Linked DNA regions of Mus musculus: region 2 is linked to region 1. Evidence: chromatin loops called from intact Hi-C (ENCODE). Cell type or tissue: heart. All regions are shown on one strand.

What was found. A loop is a pair of places that touch in the nucleus more often than their neighbours do. Peaks named below come from ENCODE experiments on the same cell type or tissue, not always from the same donor. Only the 100,000 strongest peaks of a DNase experiment are listed, where the experiment ranks them.
Region 2: it touches region 1 in a loop (1.9-fold over the local background); 4 of 42 quality-filtered maps call a loop at or near these places.

What each region holds. Positions count from the first base shown.
Region 1 is chr6:54,991,492-54,993,991 of GRCm38, forward strand. Ggct (gamma-glutamyl cyclotransferase) reads right to left here and starts at 1,376. Exons shown (of 4, transcript NM_026637.3): 1 at 1,204-1,376. The coding sequence starts at 1,344. RefSeq lists an enhancer at 1,591-1,620 and a cis regulatory region at 1,601-1,610. In heart, CTCF peaks have their summits at 1,346 (motif pointing left) and 1,648; a DNase peak (open chromatin) is centred at 1,480; H3K4me3 peaks cover 1,534 bases; H3K27ac peaks cover 1,152 bases.
Region 2 is chr6:54,932,753-54,935,252 of GRCm38, forward strand. Nod1 (nucleotide-binding oligomerization domain containing 1) reads right to left here. Exons shown (of 12, transcript NM_172729.3): 8 at 1,643-1,726; 9 at 808-891. Among named protein-coding and RNA genes, the nearest start is that of Nod1, 39 kb to the right of the region's middle. In heart, no CTCF peak of the experiment used is centred here; a DNase peak (open chromatin) is centred at 1,299.

The DNA of each region.
Region 1 (2,500 bases):
CCTCATCTCCCTTCAGGTCTCAGCTTAAAAGTTATATCCAGGAAGGCTTTCCTGAGCACCTAGGTCAGGTCCTCTGGTCATATATTCTGTTGCACCTTGCAAGTCCTCTTTTAAGGCTAACCACAGCTATAATTTATCATTTATGTGGTATTTCTTTCCTGTACTTCACGTACTTGAACTCCAATCCTACACTCTTTGGAGTTTTAGATAGAGTACAGAGCGTGACTCCCACTTCTGAAACTTGAAAGGCTAGGAGCTAGTTATCAGATCATCTTGCTTGCTAAGTAAGGACGTGGATTCATGGTGAGATTTAGCCAATCAGGGCACCTCGCAGGGGCTCTCAATTAGTGCTGGTGTTTAAGATCATTAGGGACTCCACTCTAGGCTTCAGGAATTGCAGAACTGTGGCAAAGCAGCAGTCAGGAGTCAGTTCCATATTGTGCTTACTAGTTGAGGAAAGGTGTGGCCAGTTTCCAGAGCAGGGATGGCCCTCTCCTGTAATGCTGGTTGTGTATACACACACACACACACACACACACACACACACACACACACACACACACACACACACACAGTAGTCCACCTGTTTACTCAATCTTTCAGGTGAATCCATGAGCTCTCTAACAGCCTTCCAACACCCCTCCCCATTCTCCTTTCTGAAATCAGCTGGTTTCTGTTGCCTGAAATCAAGAATTGACAAGGTTATCAAAGTTGGCTAAAATTATTAAGGGCCCTACACACAATCAGATTGTACACCAGAAAGGTCCTCCAAATAGCTAGGCTGCTCAGTCATCCTTGTAACCCCAGCACTGAGTGCCAGAAGAATACGTATTAAAGAGGAAATGAACTATGGTCAAGAACACATTTTATCACAGTTAAAAGCTTATTGGGCTACTCTACTGAGGGAACGAACATTGCTATCAGTATTGAAGACACGGTTCCAGGTCTCAAGGCCAGGACGCTAAGATCCGAAGGAAAGGACAGGCAGAATTTCACAGAACTGTGGGATAGATAAGGTACGCACAGGACAGAAAGCAGCTAGTTCTCGACTAAGAAGCACCTATTAAAGGCATCTTACGGGATGCTCATAACCGGTGGAAAAGGGCAGCCAGTGGAGGGTTGCGAACTCCGACGGTGGCTAGAGGTTCCCGGCAGGAGTCGCAGCTAGCCCGCTCTCCAGGTCGCCCGCACAACGGCACTGACCTGCAGGCGCGCCACGCAGCAGAACACGGCCGAGGGGTTTCGCAGGTGGATCCTCTCGGTCAGGAGATTGCTGCCGTAGGCGAAGTACAGGAATGTCTCCCCCTCCTGGCCCGCATGGCCCTCACAGTCGGAGCTCGCCATGTCCACTTATCCACGCCAGCAGCGTCAAGCACAGAGAAGCCGGACTAGCGCTGCTAAAAAGAGCAGTGCGCCGCCACCCACGCGGTAGTGCAGAGCGGCGGGCGGAGCCGCACAGAGAGCGCGCTGAGGATTGGCTGCCGGCTTGCCGGCGTGAGCTAACTACCAGGATTGGCCTGTCTACAGCTCCTCCCGCCCACTGACGTCGCTTTTCTATTGGATGCATCCCTCGGATGTACGGCCCCCTGCCTGAGGCGCCGCTGATTGGCGAGTCTAACGGACAGCCCGAGAGTGGCTACTGGCGACTGTGTTTTCCCCACCTGGCGGCGATTGCCCAGGTCAACCAGTGGTGCGGTAGGCTCTGCGCCTGGTATAGAGGAGACAAGTCTCAAATTGCTGTCGGCCTAGCCTGGATCTTGCGGCAGTTCTCCTGCCTCAGCCTTCCTGGAATGGGAAGGCTGATCCTACAAGTTTTCTTAGGATCACTACCTGAAGTTGCCTCACTGCATACCAGGGTAGTCTTTCTCCCACGTTCAGATCCGGACATGCCATTTGCTAGCCAGTTGACTCTGTTCATCGTTGCAATCTATTTCCTCTTTTTAAAATAGAACGACACAAAACACCCATGTTGTTGCTCTTGAAATGAAGATAGGAGAGCAAACTGAAGGTCTAGAGCAATGACTGCCGTTGGCCCTCAGAAATTAATCTAAATTCAACTCCACACTGACAGGTGCCAGAATTCCTGGAGAAATGACTGAATCTTAGGTCAAAGCTGGGAGTGAAAATTACCTCTTGAAAGAACAATAATCCAGAAAATGAGAACCCCAAGATGAACAAGGTCATTCCTAAAAGACCATTCACTAGACAAAGCGAGAACAACTTAAGGAGCAGAACGACTGGAAACTCTAAAATGATCCCTAAATGTATGTCATTCCCTTCAGGAAGTAAACCAAATTAAAACAGAGAAGAGAACCATATTGCCATGCCATCAGTGGCTAACACTTCATCACTTTTAAAAAGTGGGTATTTAAGAAAATGAGTGTTCTGCCTTTCTAGTACCAACTGTATTTTTGAAAACCAAATAGCTGATGAGGAAGCAATTCTTTGCTTTTTTAAAAAAAAGTATACTGGCTAAATGCAGGAAATGGGGGTACTGGGA
Region 2 (2,500 bases), 59 kb before region 1:
AGTGCTCACCTCTCTGCTCCCCCGCAACCCCCAGTGTGAACAGCTGTCTCACGCTCCTGCTACCATGCCATCCTTAGCGGCATGGACGAGGCATGGACAGTAGCTTCAAACCGTGAGCCTAGATAAATCCTTTCCTCCTTCCGCTACTTTTCTCAGGTCTTTTGTCCCAGCAAAAGAATAAGTAACTAACACTACGTTAGCAAGGTCTCATGAGTATGGGGAGGCAAGAGTACACAGCAGGGTAATTCAACCTGCTCACAAATAAAGATAGTGGGAAGTGAAGGGTTAAATGGCCTATAAGAGAGATGGGGGGGGTACCCAAAAGCCATATCTGTAACACCCACTTACTAAGTGGGAGGATTCCAGGTTTCTAGAGACAAGCCATCTGGGGCATGGATGCCAAGTCCTGATGTGAGGAATGATAAGAGGCAGCTGCACGGATGAACAGCAGTGCAAGGGGAGGGGAGGAAGGTGGGGAAGGGGAGGGAGGGGAGAAAGGAGGAGGGTGGGAAGGAAGGAGGAGGGAGGGGAGGAAGGAGGAGGGAGGGGAGGAAGGGGAGGTGCCTTTGGGCCAGGCGTGTGAAAGCTGGGCCTGTTTTGAGGGGACTTCTGGCACCTTCAGCTAAGCTGAGAGTAGGTGGCAAAGCCTGCTTCATCCCTGTGGTGGGCCCGGGTTTGTGGAAATAGCTGGGAGAGATTTAATTCACCTTTTAAATAAAGAAGTGCTTTTCAGTTCTGAGTTCATAACCCGTGCAACCTCGGCAATAATGACCAGACCCAACCCTCAAAAATGACTCAAAATGTTACCAGATTACTGTCAGTGTGGTGTTCTGCTTCAGGGCCTGCGCAAGGCTCTTCCCTCCCTCCGGAGAGATGCCATTGAATGCAAGACTAGAAAGGAAGACACAGGGGACGGATTATTACAGGCCTGTCCATGGTTGGCCTTGCCGTCGACACTCAGTCACCTGGGAAGTATCTGTCTGCACACAGCACCAGGCAGGAAGCGGGGTGCTTGGCCCAACAGCAGGAGCCTGAGGGTCTGAAAAGACCTTGTAGAAACAAAGGGAGAACTCCAGGGTTTGCATCTGAGCTGACGGCCAAGGGATCCTGGTGCTCTGAAAGAGGACTGTGCCAGGCTTGTATGTGTGAGGGCATTCACAGGGCTGCTCAGACCATCTGAGAGTTTCAGAAACCCATGGAGTCTTGGACTCCTTTCCATGGTAGAGCCTATAAGACTCTAAGACTCCAAGGCTCTGGGGTCAGGCAAGGACACTAATGGATGGCTGTTCACAGGAAGGGAGGGCCCCCTCTGTCCTAGAGTCATTTGAGAAAGAGGAAGGAACGGGAACCTGCCTGCCAGTGTCCCTTCCGTTTTATCTGGGCTTGAATATTGCTCCTAGCCTCTGCCCCTACAAAGGGTGCCACATGGAGAAACTGAGGGGCTTCAGGTGTCCCGTGTCATCCTGTTGTTCACTGGGCACTTAAGAATAATGCACTTGACCAAAAACTCACACCCACTGAGGAAAACTTCAGCAAGAGAAGCCAAGTGCCAATCAATGTTGCCCTAGTAGAAAAGACAGGCACCCCCTCCCAACAGTTCCTCCCCAGGTCCCTGGAGCCCATATCTCAGAAGGCACGTTACCTGAGAGTGGTCAGGCTGGGGTGGTCCTTCAATGCCTCTGCGAAGGCCTTTGCCCCTTCGTCTCCAATCTGATTACCCCACATCCTGAAAGCAGAGGTAAGAAAAGGACTGTTCCGCGGCCACACCTCCAGCTGATGACAGCTGCCCTCTTGGTTCATTCTCAATAGGCAACTCCCAGAGCAGTTACCTCAGGCCCAGCCTGCAGCTGCCTAAGAAGCCAGCCCTGGGCTACAGTTACAGAGAGCTGTGAAAACAGCAACAGCCTTAAGTCCAGAGAGGCAGATCAGCAGGTTGCGCAGCTCGCAGCTCGAGACCAGCCTCTCTGAACTTTGAGAAGGCTCCAGTGGGAGACACTCAGCCAGCAACTGCCCTAGAAAGAAAATCCCAGGCCACTCTGAAGAGCTGTGCACAGGAGTTAGATGTTCACCCTGGATCAACTGAGGTAGCAAACGGATGGCCACTGGAGATGATTTTGGCCTCCCAGGAAGCCAAGAACTGGAGCTGTGGCTGAAACCTCACCAGCAACCTTACTTGTATGTGGCAAGAATGTTGCCAACCAGGGCCTGAGTTCCACTTCAGTCTCGGTGGATAATTAGAACACTGAAGCTGATCTCCCTGGCCAGGCAGACCTCTCAGAGGGCAAAATAAACAATCTGCCTAGTGAAAGTCTCACATCGAGCTCTGCCTCTGGGAAGAGAAATCTCAGTGGAGAACCCGCCTCCATCAGATGGACCTATAGGAAACTCTGTAAGGCTGGAGAACCCGCCTTCATCAGATGGACCTATAGGAAACTCTGTAGGGTGTGTTCTTGAGGTATGTAAGAAGGCAGGCCGGAGTGAGCCCCAGAAGCTAGCCAGT